2 separate regions of the Homo sapiens genome follow, and region 2 is linked to region 1. Evidence: chromatin loops called from intact Hi-C (ENCODE). Cell type or tissue: CD14-positive monocyte. All regions are shown on one strand. Links, peaks and the distances in the headings refer to the core of each region. The heading gives the core; the rest is flanking DNA. Region 1 has its middle 5.4 kb from the start of SLC7A11. Region 2 overlaps LINC00498 (long intergenic non-protein coding RNA 498).

Region 1 (2,932 bases), core at 283-2,782:
ACTACGTTCAATATCAACTGTCTTAATTCAAGTTCTCTAAAAAAAAAAAATACCACAAAATAAGGAAATGCTTCTATGAATACTGTGGAGGGAGTGCAGGAAGCAGAACACGGACGGGAAAGACAAAGAAAGCTAAAATTTCAGGTAAACGCCTAGCCTGATCCTGCAGCTTGGGAAAATAACTCCGGAGATTGTCTCAACTAAAGGCAAGTATGTTGGACTGTCATATTCTCAAATCAAGGAGTGATCGGTTAACATCTGTTAACATTCCATAAGGGATGTAAACTCCCAGGCATCCCTACTCTCTGCCCCCATGGGAAAAGTGGCTCCGTTAATCTAAGCGCCGTCCTCTGAGGAGAGTCGCAGGTATGCCTTTTTAAGCAAAAACAGAAGCTAAGGAACAAATACCCAGAAATAAGAAAAGTGATATGAGAAAATCTCTATAGAACATCAACTATCACCTACAATTGATAATATTTTTTTCCTATTGATTTAATATTGAGAGAAGTGTGTTGAATTTTCAACATTTGCTTATCAAATTTTCTTTGTTATTTTATTGTATGTGCTTCACATATTTTGTGCTGTGTTCTTAGATGCATAAAGATATTTTATCTGTACAATGACTCTCTTCATAATAGTTTTTGCTTCACAGTTTTTTTGTTTTAACTCCTATCTTGTAGGAATAGCAAGCACTGAATATGCAAAGAGAGTTACTAGTAAGAGAGAACATCAAAGTGGAAATAAATAGTCAATTCCTGTATCTTCTCTTAAGCCAGAGTCAGCGAACTTTTTCTGTAAAGAGGCAAATTATAAACATTTCTTATTTGGCAGGCCATTCAGTCTCTTTTGCAGTTACTCAACTCTACTGTTGTAATATGAAAGCAGCCATAGAAAATATATAAATGAGTGGGCATGGCTATGTTCTAATAAAACTTTATTTATAAAACTTCCTGTCATTAGCCCATTGCACTGACCTTGTAATGCCTTATTTGCAGTTAAGATATTGCTAAACAAAGAGTTGGCGAACTACACAGGAGCTAAGAAAAATGTTTATATTTTTAAAGGGCTGTAACACACACACACACACACACACACAAACACACAGATACACAGAACATGGACAGAGACAATGGGTAGCCTTAAAGTCTAAAATATTTACTACTTGGCCTTTTACAGGAAGTAGGCCAATGTCTGCACTAAACTCACAAAAATGAGTCTGGCAGTTTTTCCTCCTGTTTTCACTTTCTGAAATAATTTCTCTAAGGAGGAGATTATTTATTTCATAAAAATGTGGTAGGCCTTACCTGTAACACAAGTAGAACCTAGTTTTGTTTGGTTTTATTTTTTTGAGCCAGGGATATCCTTGATTAGCACCATAAATAGTTGCCATTCCATTCAGTTTTTCTGTTTTTTCTAATGACGTAATAGAATCGATTCATTTTCCAGAAATGTGTCCATTTTATTCTGAGTTTCACATTATTTTCCATATAGTAGATCACTGTACTCCTTTATTATTTAAAAATTCTCTTTAGCTCTCTAAGATATTTTCTCTTTTTTTAAACTCACATTTAATATATTTCCGAATTTTTTATTGCTTACATTTGCCAAACCTGTATCTAAATTATTATTCTTTCTAAATAATTAGATTTTCCAATTGGGAATGTTTTCTATTCCCCTTTTGTTCTTAATTTTTTTATTTCTGTAGTTATCTTTTTTTCTTCTTTGACTATATTGTTTTTACTTAAATTTTTCTGTTGAATATTGAGCTCATTTCCTCTTTTATTTTCTGATGAATGTATCTTGAAGCTTTAAGTTTTCCTTTAAGTTTTCTTTAATCTACTCTAACAAATTTGAACATATGGTTTTCATTGTTATTCAGTTTTAAGTATTTTGTGAATTTTTTCTCAGGGCCTATTTTCTAATTTAAAGATAAGTTGGTAGTATGTTTTTTTTTTTTTTTTTTTTGAGACAGAGTCCCCCTGTGTCACAATCTCAGCTCACTATAACCTCTGCCTCCCAGGCTCAAGCGATTCTCCTGCCTCAGCCTCATGCTGGGATTATAGGCATGAGCTACTGCACGCAGCTGGTAGTATGATTTTTAATTTCCAGACATATAAGATTTATTTTATTAGTTTTATAACTATTAATTTCTAATTTTGTTGCATGTTTATAGTAAGAGTGTATAGTTTACACAATGTTGATTCTTTGGAACTTACTGGGGTTTCATTTTTGTCTTCGATACGGATAGTTTTGTTAATGTTTCATATATGCTTGAAAATAATCTTTATTTTTTATTTGGTGGATGGGAAATTCTCTATAAAGTAACTCTATTGAGTTGATTAATTATGCTCTCCAAATTTTCTACAGTTTTGCTTATTTGTCTGCTTGAGCAATCTGTTTCTGAAAGAATATCACAAATTTTCAACTATTGTGCTTTTTTTTTATAATTGAGTTATGGCATAAATACAGAAAGGTATAACAATATAAATGTAGGCCAGGCGCAGTGGCTCATGCCTATAATCCCAGCACTTTGGGAGGCCGTGGCGGGTGGATCAGTTGATGTCAGGAGTTCAAAACCAGCCTGACCAACATAACAAAATCTCATCTCTACTAAAAATACAAAAATTAGCTGGGCATGGTGGCACATGCCTGTAATCCCAGCTACCCAGGAGTCTGAGGCAGGAGAATCACTTGAACCCACCAGGCAGAGGTTGCAGTGAACCGAGATTATACCACTGCACTCCAGCCTGGGCAACAGAGTGAGTGAGACTCCGTTTCAAAACAAAAATAATAAAATAAAATAAATGTAAATCTCAGTGAATTGTCAGAAAGTTAAAATATTCAGGTAATTACTACCCAGGTTATAAAATAGTACAATACCAGGACTCTAGAACTGTTTTTGTTCCCCCTCGCAATCACTAGAAATGCTTAT
Region 2 (2,932 bases), core at 253-2,752, 58 kb before region 1:
AAGATTATATTAAAATTGATGTTGGTGTTTGTACAGGCATTTTTGAACATTAATCAAACAATGACGGGAAATATTGCTACAAGTTATGAAATTAAGTAGTTGAGGAATGATACAACCAAAGTAAGCAATAGAAACTCTAGTTTTTGTCTAGTGGGGGTGGGGGTTTGGGGAAGATATAAAACCTAGGCTACTCAATCTACTTTCAGCTTCTCATCTACTTCTAGAACCATAAAATATTAATGTATAAGTCACTTTTAAAAATCCTTTATTTGACCTCCAAACAATTTAAGAATTGCTGTAATATCTGTGAAAAGTGGCCCTCTACCCAGTATTTTAATTCTTTGAAATAGTCTCTTTACTTCAGAATAATTAGAAAACTCAAAATAGTAATAGTAATATTAATAATCTTCTCTAAGGTTGTAATCTGGGCTGAGCACAGTGCTAGATGTCAAATATACATAATCTCATATAGCTTTCACAGCAATCATATGAAAACTGTTATTACCCCCATTTTACTAAAAGGGAATAGCCAAGACTGAGAGAAGGCAAAAACATAAGTCCTCATCTGCTAGCAATTATTGGTGATGTGATTTTATATTATTGTCTCAATGACTGCAAAATCCAAAGCCTTTCTTACGAAATATACAAGTTCTCAAATAATGTATTGTTTATATTAATGACAGTTTTTACTTCCCTAATTTTATATATTCATTTTAGTTTTGTCTTTTAGAGCAGCCCAGAAAAATCTCATCCCTCTTTTTCAGCACAGTCTTTCAGAAATTTGAAAATCGTTATTATATACCCTGTAAAACATTTCTACATGAATGGAATTAGTGCCTTTATAAAAGAGACCCCAGAGAAGTATCTTGTTTCTTCTGCCATGTGAGGACACAGTGAAAAGACAGCCATCTATGAAGAGGACCCTCGCCAGACACCAGATCTAGTGGCACTTTGGTCTTGGTCTTTTAAGACTCCAGGAGTGTGAGGAATAAAACACCCAGTCTGTGATATTTTGTTATGTTAGACTGAATGGAATAAGACAATGTTATGGACTGAATTGTTTCCCCTAAAAATTTATGTGTTGAAGACTTCACACCTGAGTACCTTAGAATGTGACCTTACTTGGTGATAGGGTGTTTACGGAGGTAATCAAGCTCAAGTAAGGTTATAAGGTGGAATTTAATCCTGCGTGACAAATTTCCTTATAAAAAGGGTGAATTTCAACACAGAAACATGCATATAGGGAAGGTGATATGAAATTGCAGGGAGGACACCATCTACAAGCCTAGGAGACAGGCCTGGAACAGACAAAAGACCCTCCCCTCACAGCCTTCAGAAGGAACCAATCTTGTCAACATCTTGATTTCAGATAGCTAGCCTCCAGAACTGTGAGAAAAAACATTTCTGTTGTTTAAGCGAGCCGGTTTGTGATGGAACTTAGTTATGGCGGCCCTAGCAAATGAATACATCTACAGATTCTTCAGCTATCTTTTACAACACTTTGTTTCCCGTTGGGTTTTGACCACTGGCATTTTAATGTAGCAATACCCCATTTGAAATTTAATGTCAAGGCTAAACAGATGTAGTCTGACAAGTGAAAAGGAGAGAGAAATGGTTAGCTTAATTTCTCTTTTTTCTAGTTACTGTTCCTCAACACACTATGAGTTGCATTGAGTTCAAACAGCTGAAACTTTGGATTCAGAGTGAGCTTCTGCTTTTTGGATGCACAAACAATGCTTTGAAACCCTTGTGGAGAGGGGAATCCTTCTCCACAAAGTCAGCAGCTCATTAATCATAGACACAAAATTTGGAGAAAAAAATGAACTTTCTGTTTTTCTCCATTTTCTCTCTTTGATGACGCAGAAATGGAAATACATTTTTGTAATACATCTTATTTCAGATCACTAAGCTGAAAGCAATCTACATAGCCATAAATTTGGAAATAACAAGTATAAAACATTTCAGAGTGAAGGAAAAATTTTTTTAAAAAAGAATTTACTGAAAAGTAAAAGTATCTGTCACAACTGTAACAGGACTCTAAGCAAACATATTAAAAGTAGCATTTCTAATCAAATTCATATTCACCAATATCAGAAAAAAAGTAGAATGGGTATTCTCAGATAACCACTTTCTTTGCAAACAAATGATGACTGTTGAGGAGGAATATATAAATCATGATGTTGACCCTCTTTTTGAAGGTAATGTACCTTGAGTTGTTTTCATAAGGGTGGTGATAAATTCTCCCCATCTATCCACAATCTTTATATGCCCACAAATATACATATGTTGTACAAATATGTACGTGTTTAGGTATATATACATATATGTCTATGTGTGTATATGTGTGTGTGTGTGTGTGTGTGTGTGTGTATATATATGAAACCAACCTAGAGGAGGATAAGAATTTTAGCAACAATGTTTTCTCTTGCAAAACTAGAAAACTTACATGAATATCAAGCATATGACTTTGAATTAACACCATGGTCCAAATGAGCTAATGGATTAAATTTCAAAAACATTTCACACAGTGACATATATGGAATATAAGCCTTATTTTTACAAGCATTCACATAGTCACTATTTACATAGTCACAGAGACATAGAATGTGGTCATATTTTACATAAGCTTGAGATAATGTGACATAGCACGTTAGTAAAAATCTCACTTTATGGGCATGAACTAATGCTTTAAAATAAATCTAAGCTTTTTTCCCCCGAATTTTTAAGAATTGCATTATGTGAGAGCCATGGAATCAGTCTGAAGGAATTATAAAACAAGTCGTTGCTCTTGTCACAGGATAATGCTGCCTTGTCCTTTACACAGACCCCCAGACCGTTAGTGACACATCTCCGAATGATTTGCTTAACTCTTGTCCTTTTTTTTTTTTTTTAACATATACTGTTATCTTTAAGAGTTTTTAAACATCTTATA

The links. Peaks named below come from ENCODE experiments on the same cell type or tissue, not always from the same donor. Only the 100,000 strongest peaks of a DNase experiment are listed, where the experiment ranks them.
Region 2: a loop joins it to region 1, with 4 times the contacts of the local background. A loop is called at or near these places in 5 of 110 quality-filtered maps.

Annotation. Positions count from the first base shown.
Region 1 is chr4:138,246,302-138,249,233 of GRCh38, reverse strand. No RefSeq gene overlaps it. Among named protein-coding and RNA genes, the nearest start is that of SLC7A11, 5.4 kb to the right of the region's middle. In CD14-positive monocyte, for the core only: no CTCF peak of the experiment used is centred there; no DNase peak of the experiment used is centred there.
Region 2 is chr4:138,304,042-138,306,973 of GRCh38, reverse strand. The region is part of intron 1 of LINC00498 (long intergenic non-protein coding RNA 498); the gene reads left to right. Among named protein-coding and RNA genes, the nearest start is that of LINC00499, 4.2 kb to the left of the region's middle. In CD14-positive monocyte, for the core only: no CTCF peak of the experiment used is centred there; a DNase peak (open chromatin) is centred at 1,733; H3K27ac peaks cover 2,313 bases.